Regions from separate parts of the Mus musculus genome. Here region 2 is linked to region 1. The links are chromatin loops, found by intact Hi-C in ENCODE. Cell type or tissue: heart. All regions are shown on one strand. Links, peaks and the distances in the headings refer to the core of each region. The heading gives the core; the rest is flanking DNA.

Region 1 (9,719 bases), core at 1,247-9,246:
GCTCTTCTAGAGGTCCTGAGTTCCATTTCCACCACCCACATGGTCGCTCACAACCATCGATAAGAAGATCTGATCCCTTTTGCTGTACTGTGGATGTATATGAAGCAGAGTACTCATACATTAAATAAAAACATTTTTACGGCGGGGGGGAGGGGAGGGGGTATAGGGGACTTTCGGGATAGCATTTGAAATGTAAATAAAGAAAATGTCTAATAAAAAATTGAAAAAAAAAAGAATATTTAAAAAAATTTTTTTACAAAAAAGATCCAATGCCCTCTTCTGGCCTCTGAGGACACTATGCATATATATGTGCACAGGCATACATGCAGGTAAAACGTGCAGACACATAAAATGAAAGTTTTCTTTTTTAAAGAATACAAATTTCTAAAAATTATTTACCTGTTCTATAAATGCTATATAAACACAAATAAAAATAATTAAGGCCGCCAGGCAGTGGTGGTGCACGCCTTTAATCCCAGCACTTGGGGAGGCAGTGGCAGGCAGATTTCTGAGTTTGAGGCCAGCCTGATCTACAGAGTGAGTTTGTACACAGAGAAACCCTATCTTGAAAAAAAACAAATAATAATAATAATAATAATAATAATAATAATAACAATAATAATTAAGGCTCTATAAAAGCTCCTAATAGCTCTAAAATTTAGGGTACACATGCTACTACCTTGGCAGTAAGTAGTTCACTGGGCAAGAAAAAAAAATGGATTAAGATGAACACAAATAAATATTTACATTTGAACTTAAAATATTTTGGCACATACATTGGTCCAGAAGTGAAATACACTCTCCAGCAATTTAACTACAGTCAGAGCTACAAGCACGGTAGTCAATAGCGTGGCAATATGACACAAGTGTTTCAGGGATACAAACCAAATGAAGTTATTCCACCATCTGTGTCCTTGCCACTGGAAGACGACACAAGAGGAAGGCCACTCTGCAGAAGCGCAGCAAGGTCCTTATAGCCCTCGTGTAGCAGAGCGTTGTAGAATGAAATGTAGGCACAGTTGTCTTTATTAAGTATCATTTTAATTAAAGCGGCTGCTCGTTGATATTGAGTGGCCTGAAAAAAAAATTTGAATAATGTAAGAACGAACAGGCGAATATGTCTGCAGCACAAATTAGCTGAGAATGATGTCAATTCAATTCCCAGCAACCACATGGTGGCTCACAACCATCTGTAATGGGATCTGATGCCCTCTTCTGGTGTGGTTGAACACAGCTACAGTGTGCTCGTATACATAAAATAAGTAAGTAAATGAATAAATAAATATTTTTTAATGTTGAAGCGTAGACTACCTCGGGGCTTTTACCTGACTTTTGACCTTCTCCTCCTCTATCACTGACAAGACGCCATTACTGATCATGTGATCCATGATGTAGGATGTTTTGATGTCCTTTTCCAAAGCTTCTCTATGTTGAAGCAAACAATTGCGGGCCTTTGCATCCATTGTGCCTCAGGGTTTTCTCTCTCCTCGCTGTGGAGCATGGGCTAGAGGCAAAGCACCAGGATGCCTGTCATGACGAGCAACAGGATGTGTGAGCGCCGGATGTGTAACTTCAACGGTAATCGAGAAATGTAAGGAAAACAGGATTTTTTTATTATTATTCGTTAATTAGGATTTATAGATAAAATGGAACATTACACACAGCCATTTTAAATCCTATGGTATATATCTCAATGCAGAATATATGCTGACAAGGAAAGATAGGTCTAAGTCACTGCTAATTTAGAAAATTAGAAATAAAGCCTCAAATAACACAAAATGTGTTGTGTCACATAACTGTATTAAGAAGATGCTCAAGAGTCGTTCATCAAAGTGTTTGGGAGACTGATAGCAAGATTCTGGCTTTCTTCCTTCATAATTTTATAAAGTGTTGCCACTTTTCCAATAAACACTTTGGGTTTTTTTATAGTAAAATTTTTTACAGTAAAAATTCTCCCTTCTCTTAGGTTGAGGTTCTGTAAAAGTTTTACTGTAATACTCAAGTCCTGGTGCTTTAAAGCGTGTTTCCTTTATCCAACCTATAAACCAAGTAGCGTTGCTGATACCAGCTTCTCAACATGGACATCAGCCGCAGATCTTCACTAGTAAGCACATATTCACAGAACCACAGGAAATTCCCTCTGATGTCACTTCTTGGACCAAGGTAACGAACAAAGAGTATCATGCTTTACAGAAAGTGACTTTCATTTCCTAACAACTTCCCTACATTACAACAAAAATTATTCCACGGGTATAAAGTTCAGTTTTGAATGTTTGCAAGTTGTAAAAGCACTGACAAAAACTCCCTCCAATGTAGTAAAGTGTGAATGTCTTAAATATGCATAATCATTCCTTCATTAGGAGTGTGTGTGTGTGTGTGTGTGTGTATACACAACAAAAAGAGATAATCAGAAGATGACTGTCCTACGTGCAAAAACTGAAATAGGCACAGAGTAATATACAGAGCGCCGAAGAAGGGCAAGAATCATTCAACTTCAAAAAAAAATTTTTTTAAGACATCAAATGTTGCACTTGCAAAAATAAAGAAGTCATTCGTTTGTGCGCCCACAACTGGAATGAAACTAACTGAAGAAAAAAGGAAAATCAAAGAAAAAGAAATGACCAGAAACAAGACTAACATTTTTAGTTTCCTAAAAGTTTCTCAGCCGGGCATCGTGGCCCACGCCTTTAATCCCAGCACTCCGGAGGCAGAGACAGGTGGATCTCTGAGTTCGAGGCCAGCCTGGTCTACAAAGTGAGTTCCAGGACAGCCAGGGCTATGCAGAGAAACCCCGTTATGAAAAGATTTTTGGTTATGTCCAATAATTAAGCAAAAACCAAATACTCTACCGGGCAGTGGTGGAGCACACCTTTAATCCCAGCACTTGGGAGTCAGAGGCAGGTGGATTTCTGAGTTCAAGGCCAGCCTGGTCTACAGAGTGAGTTCCAGAACAGCCAGGGCTACACAGAGAAACCCTGTCTCCAAAAAAAAAAAAAAAAACAAAAACAAAAAACACTTTGACAACTAAGTTCCAATTTTCTCTAGCCTTACTGAACTCATATACATAAATTATATATATATATATAATATTTTTTTTGTTTTGGTTTTTTTTTTTTTTTTTTTTTTTTTTTTTTTTTGGTTTTTCGAGACAGGGTTTCTCTGTATAGCCCTGGCTGTCCTGGAACTCACTTTGTAGACCAGACTGGCCTCGAACTCAGAAATCCACCTGCCTCTGCCTCCCGAGTGCTAGGATTAAAGGCGTGCACCACCATGCCCAGCCATAAATTATATAAATTTTAAACAACTTTTTTCAAACTTTACACAAACTGGAATACTATGGGCAAATTCCCAGGGCCACAACCTCTTTGTGGCCACAACAAAACAGAAAGCCAAAACTGGTCCGAGATACAGACCACAATATAAAGGCTAAGTCTATCCAGGAAAACAGTAATAGTGGTCTACTTCCTCCTTAGATAATTTCTCTTCCTGGTACAAGAGCAGGAGGATGATTACCAAACATCCCGCGTCCCCTGATCTTTCAGTCCCTGGGAGCTACAACAGAACTTGCAAAGAGCCTGCCCAGAGGAGCTTGGGGAGGTGAGACCGAGGCAGTAAACTTACCCAAGCCTTTGCACCGGAGTTGTGCTGGGAAGAGCAGCCGGGGGAGGGTCACTGATGATAATCGAAAGAAAGCAGCCCAGGGAGGGTCACTTATGAGACTAGATTGCCAGAAAGCAGCCGGGGCTCCCGCCTGGCTTCCGGCGACCCCGCGCCCCGGGCAGGTCCTGACACCTCCCTGGGTATCAGCTGCTCGGGGCGCAGGGTGGATGCCCGGGATCTCCAAGCGGCGTCGAGGGGTGGTCACCTCGGTGGGCTTGCCTCGGGCCGCACCAGGGGAGGGTACCGGGACCCAGGGCACAAAAGCACGGCCACTCCAGTCGCCGCTTCACCCCTCTGGCGGGAGCTGCCCGGGCGGGAAGCGGACGCCGCTCGGAAAGCCGCTGCGACTGTCTCAGATCGTCGCCGGTGGCTGATGGCACACACCCCTCGCTGCCGACCCCCACACACCCCTCTCACACCCTTCCGCGAGCGGAGTGAGACGTCTGCTCCTCTAGCTGCCTCCTGGTCTCTGCCTCAGGACCGCGGAGCACTCAAACACCGCTGGGCCCGCCCAGTCCACACAGCGCGCGCCCGGGCACGCAAATTCACTCGCCCAGGGCCCGCCGCCGCGGCCGCGCGCGCGCGCCCCGCCCGGCGCGTGACCGCAAGCCCTGGTTGAGCGTTCTCGCATGCGCGGTGGGGTGGGGCTAAGCCGCGGGCTCGCGCCCAGCTAGACGTGGCACTCTCGGCCCCGCCCCCTCTACGCGCCTCTCCGCAACCTGCGCGCACCCGCGAGCTTGGGTCTCCCGCAGACTCAGTCGGGTAGCGGAATCCAGAGGCGGGGCCAGCCGCTTGAGGGCGGGGCACAGCCTTGGTGGGCGTGGCCTTCCGAAGCTGCTCTGCAGCCACGTCCCACGGCCCCCCTCCAAAGCCATCCTGGCTTCAAGATCTTCAGGGATCCAGACATGTCCGAAGTGAAGAGCCGAAAGAAGCCGGGGCCCAAAGTGGCTGCTCCTGAGCCCGAGAAGCGGAGTGATGGCAGGAAAAACCCCGAGGCGCGGGGGGACGCGGGCTGGGCGGACCCCCGCACTGGGCTCAGCCTGCTGTCTCTGGCGATGACCCTGGGCCTGGCCTGGTAAGTGTGCGATGCTGCAGGCCGTGGGTCGGGCCTCGCGTGGGCGCCTAGCACCTCGAGCCAACCCACTCTCGCTTGAATACGCTCTTTTAACAATGTTCTGGTAGCATGCTCCTGTCGCTGCCCTCTAAAGTCTGGGAACATGTCACCCAGGACTCGGCCCACACTTTATTAAGCATCTACTACTGCACGTCACAAGTTTGCACATACCTAAAAACCACTACTTCCCGTCCACTCTGTAGCTTTGCGGATGAGTTTGCTCCACCCTCCACCAAAAATCGCACTCTTAAAATGTCTGCAGCCTAATAAAAAAAAGTTCGTTGTTGCTGAGCGATAAATGCTAATGAGACTTTCTCCTATTTAGAGCTGTGTGCCTACATTAAAACTATAGTCCTTTTTTAAAGATTTATTCTTGTTTATGTGTATGAGTGTCAGTGTATTTGTGCACGTGTGTGCAGGTGCGCGAGGATCCCGCAAGAGAGTGTCAAATCCAAGAAGCTGGAGTTACCAATGGTTGTAAGACACCAGACATGCATGTTCTTAACAGCTATAAAAGACTATATAGTCTTACTCCTAAATTACAAGTTGAACTGTATGTAACATTGTAAAGAATATGTTTTCCCTTAAGACTAAACATTCGTGTTTTCTTATTGTTGTTGTTTTAGTTTTTTGATACAGGGTTTCTCTGTGTAGCCCTGGCTGTCCTTGAACTCACTTTGTAGGCCAGGCTGGCCTGGAACTCAGAGATCTGCCTGCCTCCACCTCCCTAGTACTGGTGTTAAAGGCATGTACTACCACAACCTGGCTGTATGACACATACAACCCAGCTATATACATGTATTTTTACACTTTATTTGCAGTAGTGGGGGCACCGCCATCCCGCTCAACATTTGTAGCTTTGAAACCAAGCATATATTAGTGATATATTAGTGTAAATGTGGAATAAGAGAGCTAATAGAATTCAGAAAAGACTCTGGATATCCTCCAGGGTAGAGTAGTTTTGATGCAGGTTTATTTCCAGCTTAGTTTATTGGTGACACCCTGAGTCCTTGAGTTTTTTGTTTTTTTTTTTTTTTGGGGGGGGGGGTCTATGGTTGAGTGGTTGGTTTGGTTTTTTGAGAAAGGCTCTTAGGTAGCCTAGGTTAGATTAGAACTCACTATATAGCCGAAGGTGACATTGAACCCCTGATCTTCCTGCCTTCACCTCCCAAGTGCTAGGATTATACTAGGCATTTGTACTGGGTAATGCTTGAGTACTGGGTTTTGTTATAAGTTAATAAAAACGTGTTCAACTGAAATACAGATCATTGTCCTCTTTAAAAAGAACTTTATTTAATGATAGTGTTAGTATTTGAAGAATATATTAATTCTGATCTAAATGTGTTGGATTTGCTGTTTTAAATAAACTATGCATACCTTAAAATGCATGCCTTTTTAGGTAAATGGGGACATGGTACATTTTGTATTGGGAAAGAATATTACTGAGTTATTGTTAGTTCTCTGTAGGGCAGTGTTTCTCACCCTGTGGGTTGAGACCCCCACAGGGGTAACATATCAGATATTTATATTGTGATGCATAATGGTAGCAAAATTACAGCTTTGAAATAGCAATGAAAATAATTTTATGGTTGAGGCTCACCACAACATGAGGAACTGTATTAAAGGGCCACAACTTTAGGAAGGCTGAGAACCACTGCACCAGGGCTTAATACAAGTGGTTTTAGTTGCTAAATTTATTCCTCTAGTTCCCGTTAATTAGACAAAGCCTCATAATCCACTAAGAAACTATGTCATAGAATGTTCAGCTTTTTTGATAATTCAAGTTCAAAAAATGATTCCGTTGAGTCAGCAAGATGGTACATTTGATAAAAGCATTTGCTCTGCAAAGCCAAAGGACAGCCTGAATTCTATCCCCAGCATTCACACAATGGAAAAAGAGAACTGAATCCCCAGAGTTGTCCTCTGACCTCCATACATGCACAGTGGAACACCTGTGACCACACACAGAGAGACAAATAAAAATAGTAATGAGGTGGAGGGCAATTGAGAAAGACAACCAGCTTCAGTCTCTGACTTACACACACACACACACACACACCACAACACACACACCACAACACATACACACACCTTAAAAAGTTGTGCTTCATCTTAGGGATTTAACATTAAGGGTTAAATTAAAGACAAAACATGTTAGTTACACTGATTAGAAAGGTTATTTATAAGCTGAGCTTTGTCTCTCCAAAGTGATTTTTTAAATGTCAAATCAAAATTATAAAGCAAGAGTGTAAATCTGTATCCAAAACTTTATCTATTTACGTTCATTAAGAAAAACTAATAGTGCCGGGTGGTGGCGGCAGCGGCGAACGCTTTTAATCCCAGCACTCGGGAGGCAGAGGCAGGCAGATTTCTGAGTTCGAGGCCAGCCTGTTCTACAGAGTGAGTTCCAGGACAGCCAAGGCTATACAGAGAAACCCTGTCTCGAAAAAAGCAAACAAACAAAAAAACAGAAACAAAACCTAATAGTGATATATTATTTTAAAATAACATACAGTTAATATATTTGGAGTTATTTAAAATTTATATTGAGAAATGTATGTATTTTCAGTATTGCTGTAGACAAACATCTACATAAGACTGTTCCATTGTTGTCTTATAATCAAACAACTTTTATAATAATCATTTTTATTGTTACAATATTTTATGAATTTTAAAGAATATGATAAAAATCGAAAAGTATTGCAGGTTTAGAAGGGAGGCTCTTTGGGAGGAGTTGGGGTACAAAGGGAAAGAAGAATGTGATGTAAGTCTTATTTACTCAAAATATGTTTGTTTTTTTTTTTTTTTGAGACAGGGTTTCTCTGTGTAGTCCTGGCTTTCCTGGAACTCACTTTGTAGACCAGGCTGGCCTCGAACTCAGAAATCCTCCTGCCTCTGCCTCCCCAGTGCTGGGATTAAAGGTGTGCGTCACCACGCCCGGCTTCAAAATATGTTTTTAAATGTTAACAAATTCAGATAAATTGAAATTATGTATCTTTTCTCATCATAATGCAATAAAACTTAAATCAAAAAAAAAAAGCAAGAGTGTAGCTCAGTGGTAAGGGTGTGATATGTGCAGGTGTATGGTGGAAGCCTCACAGCAACATCTGTGCCTCTCACTCTCCACCTAATGTCTTTGAGAGAGAGTCTCACTGAACCTAGGACTCACCAGTTGGCTAGACTGGCTGGCCAGAGAATTTTAGTGGTCCTGTTTCCTCTCACCCTCTCTCCTCATGTGCTAGGGTCACAGATACAGAGGGCAAGCACTTTCCCATTGGGCCATCCTCCCAGCTCCTCAAAAGCTCTTTTAACAAGGAATAGGATTCAGAGCTTTCTCTCTCATCCAGTATAACTTTCTCTCTAACTCGCTCTTACCCACTGATCCATCTCTCCAGCCCCCTCTATAAATCTTTTAATATCTTAGCTAACTCTATTTCTAGGGGTTTTGTTGTTGTTGTTACTAGTGTTAGAAGAGTTTCATATAAAATATGGCATTATACTTTAAACACTTACTGGTTTTTGTTGGGTGATTTGAGTTTTGGGTTTTGTAGAGATGGGGATTCACTAGATAGCCCTGGCTGGCCTGGAACTCACATGTATGCCTCCCAAGTGCTGGGACTAAAGGTGTGTACCATGGCTGGCCTTTTTGGTTTTGTTTTGGTTTTTTGAGACTGGGGTTTAGTCTCAAACTTATGGCAATTCCTGTACTTCTTCCAAGTACTGGGATTGCAGACATGGGCACCATACCCAACCTTGCCCTGGTTTTAAATAATAGAATACAGTCAGTGTTCCCTTCAACATTAGGTAGCTGTAGATGGTATGAACTGATGTTAAATGGGCATTGACCCTAATAGTAACCCTGTAATGGACCATAACTGCTTCCTGTTATTATTTGCTCTTTCTCAGTACCAAGTTGAAAGAGAGGCAGAGAAATCTAAGTCCTCAGTCATCTGCCTGCCACCATGTTAGACTCCCTCAGAGGTGGTGCTATGCGCCATTCACTAACACAGAATCCTAAACTTGCTTGAGGCCTAGATAGACGGCAGCAGCTGTGAGGGAGGGAAGATGCTTTTGGAAGGTCCACACTGAAAGCTGACCCCTCCTGGGTCCCTTTTTCCTGCATCTAACACGTTTAAGACTTCACCTGTGTGATAGTGAAGAAGGCCCAAACAAAGTCCTGCTCCCATAGAGACTTACAAGTGATCGATACATCTATCCCCTACTTGGTTTGTTACCAAATGGGCTCCCTAGTTCAGCTTAGTGTTTAGTGGTAGGACTACGACTATGACCAAGTGCAAGCAGAAGGGAGTCATACTCCTTTGAACAGACAACTGCAGGCATGTAAGAGAGATGGGAAAGTGCACAAAGGGGTCCAAAAGAGAGGGCTAAGGAGTACTAACTTGCCTAACATTCACAAGACCCTGAGTACCTTCAGGACCACAGAGGAAGGAAGCAAGGACAGAAAAGGGAAAAAAGTCATTATTCTATGTGCTTTTATAAACATGAGACTATTTTATTTCTCAAAACCCCAGGAGATATTATCATTCCTACTTTCTAGATAGGAAACAGGAGTAAAGATAAACTTAATTTGTCAAAAGTGGTTGGTTATAGTAAATGCAGAGCCAAAGGAGTCTAGATGTTTAACCTGTGTAATATGTTGCCTCCCCTCAGTGTTAATCCAAATTAAGATCAAGTTTCTGAAGCACAAGGTAGTGGCCCATGCCTTTCATCCCAGCACTGAGGAAACAGAGGCTGGCAGATCTCTGGGAGTTCAAGGCCAATCTAGACTACATAGTGAGTTGTAGAACAGCCAGGGCTACATATGAGACCGTATCTTGAAAGAACAAACAAACAAACAAAAACCTGGGAATAGAGAGTTGGAGATAGATGCTCAGTGGTTATGACTACTTGCTACTCTGACAGAGGACACAGGTTCTGTTCCAAG
Region 2 (9,719 bases), core at 1,011-9,010, 100 kb after region 1:
ATAATTTCAGGGGTATGTTTTGGCCTTTTTTCCTTCCACCTCTAACTCTATTAAATTTCCTCCAAAAATTGCTTCCTCCCCCCCTCCCCCCCATCCTGTAGCTTCTGTCCACTTCTTAATCTCCAATAACACTTCTGAGGTCCAAAAGGCCCCGTGGTAACTATGGTGATGCCCTTTTCTGGGAGAGTTTTAAAGGACTTGCCCTAGGTCTTTTAGTTGGCAGAGCTACAGGGAAGCTGGAACCCAGGTCAGATGAATCACCTGTTTGCCCTGCTCTGTATATGGGAGAAGAGGCACCCACTGCCTGCTTTCACCCTGTCTCTGCCAAAGCTATGCCTGTGTTCCGACACATATGTTACTGCTTACTCCCTGGGGCCTGCTAAGCAGGAGCCTGAGTCAGCTCGGATCAGAGAGCATGCAACTCACCACCTGCTGTCTCTCTTCCTAAAATGGAAAGGGAAAGCTGGTAATTATTAACCTGAACAGGGTGTGGGAGATTCCTTACTGTCAGCATTGGGAGAAGGCGCAGGTTACAAATGCCAACTGGCAGGACAGAGGACACTCAGTGCTCTGTGCGGGCAGATAGCATAATGGCACTTGATTCTGGAAGCTTCAAATTTTGGAGAGTTAGTAATCATGTCTCACAAGAGGACTCATGCTCATCTCAGCAGAGGTGACTAGGGCTGAAAGAGAACCTTATGCAGAGTGACTGTCTTAGGGTTTCTATTGCTTCGATGGAACACCATGATGAAAAGCAAATTGGGGAGGAAAGACTTCCATATTGCAGTCCATCAACAAGGAAGTCAGGACAGGGACTCAAACAGGGCAAGAACTGATGCAGAGGCCATGGAAGAATGCTGCTTCCTGGCTTAGTCAGCCAGCTTTTTTCTTTTTTTCCGAGATAGGGTTTCTCTGTGTAGCCTTGGCTGTCCTGGACTCACTCTGTAGACCAGGCTGGCCACGAACTCAGAGATCTGCCTGCCTCTGCCTCCCAAGTGCTGGGATTAAAGGCATGCACCACCACGCCTGGCTGAATTCTGTTCTTATGGTGCTTATATTGTACTGTCAGACAGACAAACAGTAAACAATATAACAACATGTTAGACATCAGTAAGAACAGAAATTGAAAGTAATAGAGTTAGAGAGTGGCTAGTTAAATAGGTGTGATTGATGGAGGTAAGCTTGGTTAAGAAGGGAGTACTGGGGCTGGAGAAATGACTCTGGTTAAGAGCACGCATTTCTGTAGCAAGGACCCAAGTTTGCTTCCCAGCATCCACATCGGGTAGCTCATAATCGACATGCCCCTACACACACACACACACACACACACACACACACACAGTTTTTTAAAAAAAGACAAACATCTTGACAACAGGAAGATATGAATATTTCCCAAGACTCGGGGAGCGTCCCAGAACATGGAGGAAGAGGATGTGGGGATTGTCATGAAATGCTGTGTTTAGATGGGAGATGAACTCACAGCATCTGTGACTACCCGCATGTAGCTGGTACAGACTGAGGCTGCCTGTGTTCCATCATGGATCAGGGAGGGGCTCATAAGGCCCCACCTGTCTGGGAAGGAGATTCATATTCCTCAGTGGTATAGCCATGGGGGCGGGGGTTCTCTGAGTTAATAGCCCTCCACCCATGCTTATGCAAACCCTAAATCAATATGCAGGTGGTGTTGGAGTGTAAATGGGGGAAGAAAGAAAGAAAGAGAAGAAGAGAGAAAGAAAGAAAGTAGGGATTTGACAGGATAATAGAGGGAGACAATACCAAAGTATGCTATATATGTATGTATGAAATCGAATGGAATGGAAAATGAAAGAGCTTTTAAAAAGTGATTATTGGGCTGGCGAGATGGCTCAGCGGTTAAGAGCACTGACTGCTCTTCTGAAAGTCCTGACTTCAAATCCCAGCAACCACATGGTGGCTCACAACCATCGGTAATGAGATCTGACGCCCTCTTCTGGTGCATCTGAAGACAGCTACAGTGTACTCACATATAATAAATAAATCTTAAAGAAAAAAAGTGATTATTTGCACAAAAGTGAAAAAGCTAAGTGTGTCTTGTTAATATGACTGATTCAAGGGCATGTGGGTCTTTGAAGAAACCATCCTAGGATTTGGGCTTTCATCCTGAGTGAAATGCCATTAGAGGCTTTTGAAGTTAACTAATTACTTTTTGGAGACAGGGTTTCTCTACATAGCCCTGGCTGTCCTGGAACTCACTGTGTCGAGCAGGCTGGTCTTGAACCTACAATCCATCTGCTCTTTCCCTCACCTCTCGTTCTGGGATCAAAGGCTGGTTTCACAGAATTGTGAGCAGAGAATGGCGTGCTCCGACTGCTGATTTAGAGTCTCTGAGGCAGCTTTGGTGGTGCAAGCCTGTACTCCTAGGCAGGAGGCAGGAAGATTTCAAGCCTGGGGCATAGTGAGATTGGGCCAAAAAAGACAAAGAAGCAAAGATAGACAAGAGAAAAGAGGCAAAAGGTGGAAGGGGTTGAGAGGAGACTGTAGGGAGTTTTGCGACAGATTTGCTGTGATAAAACACTTTGATAAAGACCAATGCAGTGAAGGGGGCCTTGTTTTATCTCACATGTCCAAATGATTGTTCCTCATTGAGGGAATCAGGGCAGGAGCTCAAGGCAGGACCTGGTGGCAGGCTCTAAAGCACAAACCGAGGATGAATAAATACTGCTTTCTGGATTGCTTTCTGCCTCCCTGCATAGCTGGTTCTACATCACTGGCCCACCTTCCTAGGGATGTTGCCACCTACAGTAGGCCAGGCCCTCCCACATCAATTATTAACCTAAATCTCTCCTCCTCAGGGCCATAGGACAAGCTGATCAAGGTAAATTTTCAACTGGGAATCCCTCTTCCCAGATAACTCTAGATTTGTGTTAGGTTGACAGTAAAAACTAACATCGCAATATAACATGATGGTTTATATATTTATCTTTTTTTTTTGTATAGTATAGAATAGAGTTTATTCAGGACATGGGGATGGGGAGTTAAGAGGGTAGGGGCCTGGGTTCTATTCACAGAGCCTACACAGTGGCTCATAACTGTCTGTAACTCTAGTTCTGGGGATCTGATCGTTTCTTGTCTTGTGTCCAGTCTTAAGGCAAAGCCAACCCAAACCTGATGCCCACCCTGACCTAAATCAAGCAATCAATCAATCAGTCAAATCAATCACTCTACCCTCTACTACCACACTCTGGGGACTCATGCTCTCTCCCCTGACAGATTGGGGTGGTAGTGGTGGTGTCAGTTTTCAAGTTGTTGGGAAATACAAATTCATTTTGGGTATGTGGAGGTGGGATAGAATAACTTCTACTTTGCACTTTGTTTATTTTATTTTTTATTTTTTTGTTTTTCGAGACAGGGTTTCTCTGTGTAGCTCTGGCTGTCCTGGGACTCACTCTGTAGACCAGGCTGGCCTCAAACTCAGAAATCCGCCTGCTTCTGCCTCCCAAATGCTAGGATTAAAGGCGCACGCCCGGTGCTCTTTGTTTCTTTTAAAAGCAAAGCAAAAGTAGGAAAAAACAAAACCAACCAAGTAAGCAAGCAAGCAATAACAAAAGGGTCTAAGGAAAAAAAAAAAAGCTGTCTGTAGCATTTTTGAGATTTTGTTCTCTTTTATCAGCAAAGTGTTGTCAGAAGAGTTTACCCATGATCAGCCTGGTGTGGTGGCTCACATCTTTAATCCCAGCATCTCAGAGGCTGAGGCAGGAGACTCGTCTGAGTTTTCAGGACGCCTTGGCTACAAAAGGAGAGTCCATCAGACAAAGATAAACAACCAAGCAAAATCCCATAAAGTAGTCAGAAAATACCACGCAGCTTTACTCTTTATGCATTTATAAATACCGAGAGAAGTTGAAAGGGAAGAAAGTAATCTGTTAGAATGTGCGGATCTGGAAGGCGGGTGGTGGTGCGCACCTTTAGCTGCTTGTACATTGAAAATTCTAGGTCAGACAGGGCTACACAGAGAAACGCTGTCTCAAAGCGGGTGAAGGGGCGGGAAAGAAAAGAAAAAGACGAATAATGTTGAATTAAAAAAAGAAAAAAAGAAGGGGGAGGGGGCGGGGAAGACATGACTACTTCCAAGTATGGCTGTGGAGGTAGGTTTATTGTAGGTAGGAGAGAGAGCACTGCCGGAGGTATCTGAAAGTGTCTGGACTGAATTGGGTCAGCAGAGTGGACCGCATTATGAGACGCATGAGAAGGGAGAAGAACGAGAGAGGGAGTGAAAGAGAGGAGAGAGACAGAGCAGGAGAGAGTACCAGGAGCCAAGAGAGCCAAGTATACCAAGAGGGCACGAAAATGTCTTGAGTTATATAGGGAAGAGGAGCTAGCAGAAGGGAAGCAAGCGAAGCTCAGGTGCTGGAGGGGTTTTAGGGTCCGGGATAGGGGTGAGAAATGCTGAGAAGAGCAAGGCCAGGCCTCTGCAACAGGTAGCAAAGATGCTGAGAGATACTGGGAAGAACCAGGCGGCCAGCATCCGCTTTGATATGTTAATAGGCACCTCAGCCGTTTGTCCAGGGTTTCTTTGAGATCTTATTTAAAAAAAAAAGTGCGATCTGTATTTCCGAATTTTCTACTAGATACCTGTTATTATCCTGAGCTGAAGAGTTTAAGGTTACTAATATGAGGCAAAACAAACAGCTCAGGTGTCCTTCCTTAGCTCTCTGGTTTTGTTTTGTTTTTTTCCTACTGTGATTCTTTGATTCTTGTTTCCTCATTATTGCGCAGCTTAAGCTGTTTTTCTAGCCCCCAGCCTGGCAAAGAAGGGGCAAAGGCGAGTGAGGAATTGAATCCAACCCTGGGCGGGTGGCTTTTCCCGGTGTCCCTTTGTCTCAAAGCCGAGTGTTCCCGGTCTTTTGTTCTCCGCAGCCAGCAGGATTTGAGATTTAAAGAAAAACAAGAGCCGAGTCTCCTTGCGCCCTCTGGTGTCCCAACGAAGTATAACCAGATAAAATCCACAAATATCGCGGCCATTTCACACAACCGAGATGCCCAAGGAGAGGAGAACGTCAGGAATCTTGGATGAATCACATACCAACAGAATTTAGAAGTGTGGATACGGATTAAAATGAACAGCAGCAGCAGCAACAACAACAACAGTAACAACAAAAACAACAGTGCCTGTGATGCAGATATTTAGGAGAACTGTAGAAGCTGGGATGTGCCAAGCAGCTCTGGGTTTGATTTCCACTAATGTTAAACACAAAACAAAACCTACCAGTAAACAGCACAGTTCTCAAAGCATTTGGCAAAGGATTATGGGTACTAGAACCAAGAAAGTCTAGAAAATCCAACGTAAATCACTCTTTTACCAATTCTTTTTTCTCTATTTATTTGCTTTTTTGTTTTTCCCAGACAGGGTTTCTCTGTGTAACCTGGTTCTCTTGTAGCCCTGGCTGTCCCAGAACTCTCTCTGTAGACCAGGTTAGCAAGATCCTCCTGCCTGTGCCTCCCGAGTGTAAAGATTAGAGTCGCGAACCACTATCCTCACTGCAACCTGTTTTTAAAAGCCAGCAACATTTCTGAGCTGTGCATTTGGAGTAGGAATAGAAGCAGGATTTTTTTTTTCTCTTGACTTTTGTTTGTTTAAATTTTCCTTGAGGGTGAGGGTAGGGGTAGGGGTAGAGTATATATATAGAGAGCTTAGTGGTTAAGAGCACTGACTACTCTTCTAGAAGGTCCAGGTTCAATCCCTGTGTCCACGTGGTGGCAGACAACTGTCTGTACTCCAGTTCTAACAGACATACACACTGGCCCAAACCAGGCAACATATTGAAAAGGTCAGCTTAGGAACTTTGGGAAGGTCATGAAACACTTGCCCCCCTGGAACCGAGAGGCTAATTAACATTCCTCAGACCACAGGGTGGGAACTGAACTTCGGGTGAGGACACATTCGGCAGGACTGACTGTTGCCCACTTTCAGACTAGGGAAGTCCTTTTCACCTCATTCTCTAAAGACCAATCAGTTTAAAGGGTGCACTGTCCCACCAATCATATTGTGCCTAGTTGCTGATGCTCTATTCTACCCTTGGAAATCATAGAAAACCTCACCTGTTGCTGGGGCACCTCTCCTTCCGGTCTGGGATGACCCCAGTGCACTGGAACAATAAATTCCTCTTGCTTTTTGAATCGATCCTGGCTCCACATGGTTCACTGAGGGGTGCCGGGTAAGCTAAGTTTCCCCAGAGTCTTACATTATCAGATAAAAGTAAATACATCTAAAAAGCTTTTTAAAGTTTGGCTGTCCTGAAACTTGCTCTCTAGACCGGGCCAGTGTCGAATTCACAGAGATCTGCCTGCATCTGCCTCCTGAGTGCTGGGATCAAAGAGTACTGAGTGCTGGGATCACTCCTGGCTGGTAAGGTTTTGCTTTAAATGTTTGGTAGGTAAGACTATAGTAATTAAGTGGCACCGTAGTTGTCTTTGGATAAGCAACACAACACAGACATAATGAAACTAAAAAAGTACCCAAAAGGTACATAGATAAAACTTTTCTCTGCGGTTCTCTCTCGGCTGACGTCAGGGTTGGCTTGGCAGTTCACCAAGGTCTTCAGAAGATTATAGTTTGTCTTAGTTTGCTTCTTTGTGGCTGTGATAAAACGCCTTGACCAAAAGCAACTTGGGAAGTTAAGAGTTTATTTGGCTTAGAAATTATGGTCTGTTCATGGCAGGAATCGGAAGGAAGGAGCTGATGCAGGGGCCATGGAGGGGTTCTGCTTACTGGCTTGCTCAGCTTGCTTTCTTATGAAACCGAAGACCTCCTACCCAGGAGTGGTACCACCTACAATGGGGGCCGTTTCCATATCAATCATTCATCAAATAAATGCCCCATAGAGGTGCCACAGGCCAGTTGGTGACGGCAATTCTGTTCTTGCAGTTAACTCAGGTTTGTGGGATACCAACCAGAACTAACCAGGAGGCTGCTTCTTATTCTTCTGGCTCTTCTTTTGACCTTTTTTCAAGACAGGGTTTCTCTGTGTAGCCCTGGCTGTCCTGGAACTCACTTTGTAGACCAGGCTGGCCTCGAACTCAGAAATCCGCCTGCCTCTGCCTCCCGAGTGCTGGGATTGCATGTGCCACCATGCCCCAATCTTCTTTTGACCTTTAACCCATCAATGTCTCCTTTTTACAAATGTCATTTTGTGGTCACAATATAATTTCTGCGGGCAATGAAGACACGTTTTCAAGGTTGGCACTTGAGTGGAAAGCCAGCCCCAGCAAACTTTCCAAATTCACCCATTTAGCAGCAAGGAGGCTTATCCAGAGTCTGGCAGGTTTCTCCTTGTTTGGTCAGCCTGTTACTGGGGAAAATGAAGCAAAAACCAAGCTTTACATTAGATATCCCAAGTATCAGATATTTACATTATGACTTATAACAGTAGCAAAATTACAGTTATGAAGTAGCAACAAAATAATTTTACGGTTGGTGGTCACCACAACATGAACTGTATCAAAGGGTCACAATATTAGGGAGGTTGAGAACCCCTGATGTGGAGCTCTGTGTTATTTTTAAGTATAGTATAATTCACTTTTTCCTTTGAGTAATGAAAATAATTTAATCATTTTATGTGTGTAGTGGGGGGCTATACCCAGAGACGTAAACACTGTGTAACTATCTCAAAGTCACCCAAGCTTTATGAAGGATACTGTTCACATCCTTACTCTTTTTCAAAAGATTTAGATCTATTTAGTAACTTTGTTGCAACTTGTTTCATTTTTTTTAATAGTTGCATTTATTTTTTTTTCTCTTATTGGAAATAGATTATTCTCTCACATATTATATCCTGATTATGGCTCCCCCTTCCTGGTTCCTCCCCACCTGTCCTCCAATCCAGATCGACCTTTTCTGTCTCTCCGTAGAAAACAACCAGGCTCTTGGGAGGCAGAGGCAGGCAGATCTCTGTGAGTTCGAGGCCAGCCTGGTTTGCAGAGCAGGACTCAGAGAGACTTCCAGGACTACACAGGGAGACCCTGTCTTGAAAAATCGTAAACAAACAAACAAACAAACAAACAAAACACGAAAAAAACCAAACAGGTTTCTAAGGGATATTAAAATAAAATATATTAAGGTAAAACAGACTAGGACGGAAACAGACAAACAAAACGGAAGGAAAACAGCCCAGGAAAAGGCACAAGAAACAGATTTAGACGCAGGGAGCCACTGATTCCCACATTCAGGAATCGCATAAAAACACCAAACTAGAAGCCGTAATACATACATGAAGGACCCGCTTCTCTGGCCAGAATGCAACCTTCCTCTTTTTAAAAAGAGGTTAAGCATAGTTTTGTGTTTATCTGTAGGGTGAATTTTCTCCGGAGCAAGTTCAGGCACGGGGTTCCCTTCCAGGGTTCCCTGGCAGCGTAGTGGTTTTAGAATGGAAGGCCTTGTTTATAACAGCAGTGGAGATGGGGCTGACGTGGTAGTTGTTTTAGGACTATGAAGGAGAACTCGTATTTTCTAGTCTGTACTAATCCGAGTTAATGCTGTGTCGCTCGTTCTCGTTAAAGTAGCATTCACTCAGTTCCTTCTCAGAAGCCTCAGTCCAGAGGAAAAAAAATTATCTTGTCATTTATTATTTGAAATACATCCCAAAATATCTTTGTTACCGTTTGTCCACCCCTCAGCCAGTATGTGGTGGGGTTGTCAGGAAACTTGGCTTTGGTGTCCTTCCTTGGGTGTCTTCAACGGAGCACAGAACAGTGCCTAGCACTCAGTGAATGCTTTAGAAGTATAACTAATCGATACATAGATTCATCGCTGGGAACTAATCGATGCATATAGATTCCTTGCTGGGTGCCTGGCTCCTTGCCACCTGAGCAATTGGGTTCTGTTAACAACAAATATGAAGGAATGGTTTTGGGGTATACAACTCACGGTGCCTGCCAAAACACACATTTGAGGCTTAGATAGATTCTGTCAAGTTGTTCCCCACAGGAGATGAGGTGGTTTACACTCCCACCAGCAATATGTCTGAGCATCTGTCTCCCTAACCTTCATCCACATGGTGTTATCAAAATTTCTCTCTGTGCCAATCTGGAAGTTTTAATTTGCATCTCCCTTATAATAGAGAAGTTTGAGCATATTTCCATGTTTTAAAGCAATATGCAATTTATTTACTGAGAACCGTTTATTTTTATCCTTTGCCCATTTTTTTTTTCTGAGGCAAATATTGGCCTTTTTCTTATCAATTTGTGGGAATGCAGATAGTTACCAGATTTTCATGTGTTTGGGGTTGGTGTTTGGTGGTGTTACTAAGCAGAAGTTAAAAAAAGAATTTATATTTAGCCTTTTTAAAAAATAGCTTCAAGATCTTGTATCATGCTTAGAAGTGCTTTTCCTATTTCCTTCTAGATCTCCCCCATTTTCCTCTTTTACTTTCAGTTTTGAGGGTTTATTTTTATTTTTTTTGTAAATCTTGATCTGTATGGAATTTTTGGAGTGATTTACATATTTATTTGTGGTGCGGGGGATTATATCTAGGGCTTTTTGTGTGTTGGGCCTATACTCCATCACTGGGTTACATCCCTAGCCCTCCATCTTGAGTTAATTTTGGTGTGATAATATAATGCTTACCAAATATTTCATATTTTCTCCTCTAAGGAAAGCTATTAACATGTTCCAGATTTTCAAAGACTGCTTATTATGGAACTTTTTAACATGCCAAAGGGTTGCAAAAAACATCATTCAAACT

What was found. Hi-C counts contacts between places; a loop is a spot of excess contacts. Peaks named below come from ENCODE experiments on the same cell type or tissue, not always from the same donor. Only the 100,000 strongest peaks of a DNase experiment are listed, where the experiment ranks them.
Region 2: a loop joins it to region 1, with 2.4 times the contacts of the local background. A loop is called at or near these places in 1 of 42 quality-filtered maps.

What each region holds. Positions count from the first base shown.
Region 1 is chr10:91,078,562-91,088,280 of GRCm38, forward strand. It overlaps Apaf1 (apoptotic peptidase activating factor 1), which reads right to left and starts at 4,182. Exons shown (of 27, transcript NM_009684.2): 1 at 3,622-4,182; 2 at 1,326-1,527; 3 at 886-1,075. The coding sequence starts at 1,463. It overlaps Ikbip (IKBKB interacting protein), which reads left to right and starts at 4,478. Exons shown (of 3, transcript NM_026166.2): 1 at 4,478-4,735. The coding sequence starts at 4,566. In heart, for the core only: no CTCF peak of the experiment used is centred there; a DNase peak (open chromatin) is centred at 4,390; H3K4me3 peaks cover 2,317 bases; H3K27ac peaks cover 1,988 bases.
Region 2 is chr10:91,183,141-91,192,859 of GRCm38, forward strand. No RefSeq gene overlaps it. Among named protein-coding and RNA genes, the nearest start is that of n-TDgtc16, 5.8 kb to the left of the region's middle. In heart, for the core only: CTCF peaks have their summits at 1,973 (motif pointing left) and 4,952 (motif pointing left); a DNase peak (open chromatin) is centred at 4,941; H3K4me3 peaks cover 1,271 bases; H3K27ac peaks cover 2,093 bases.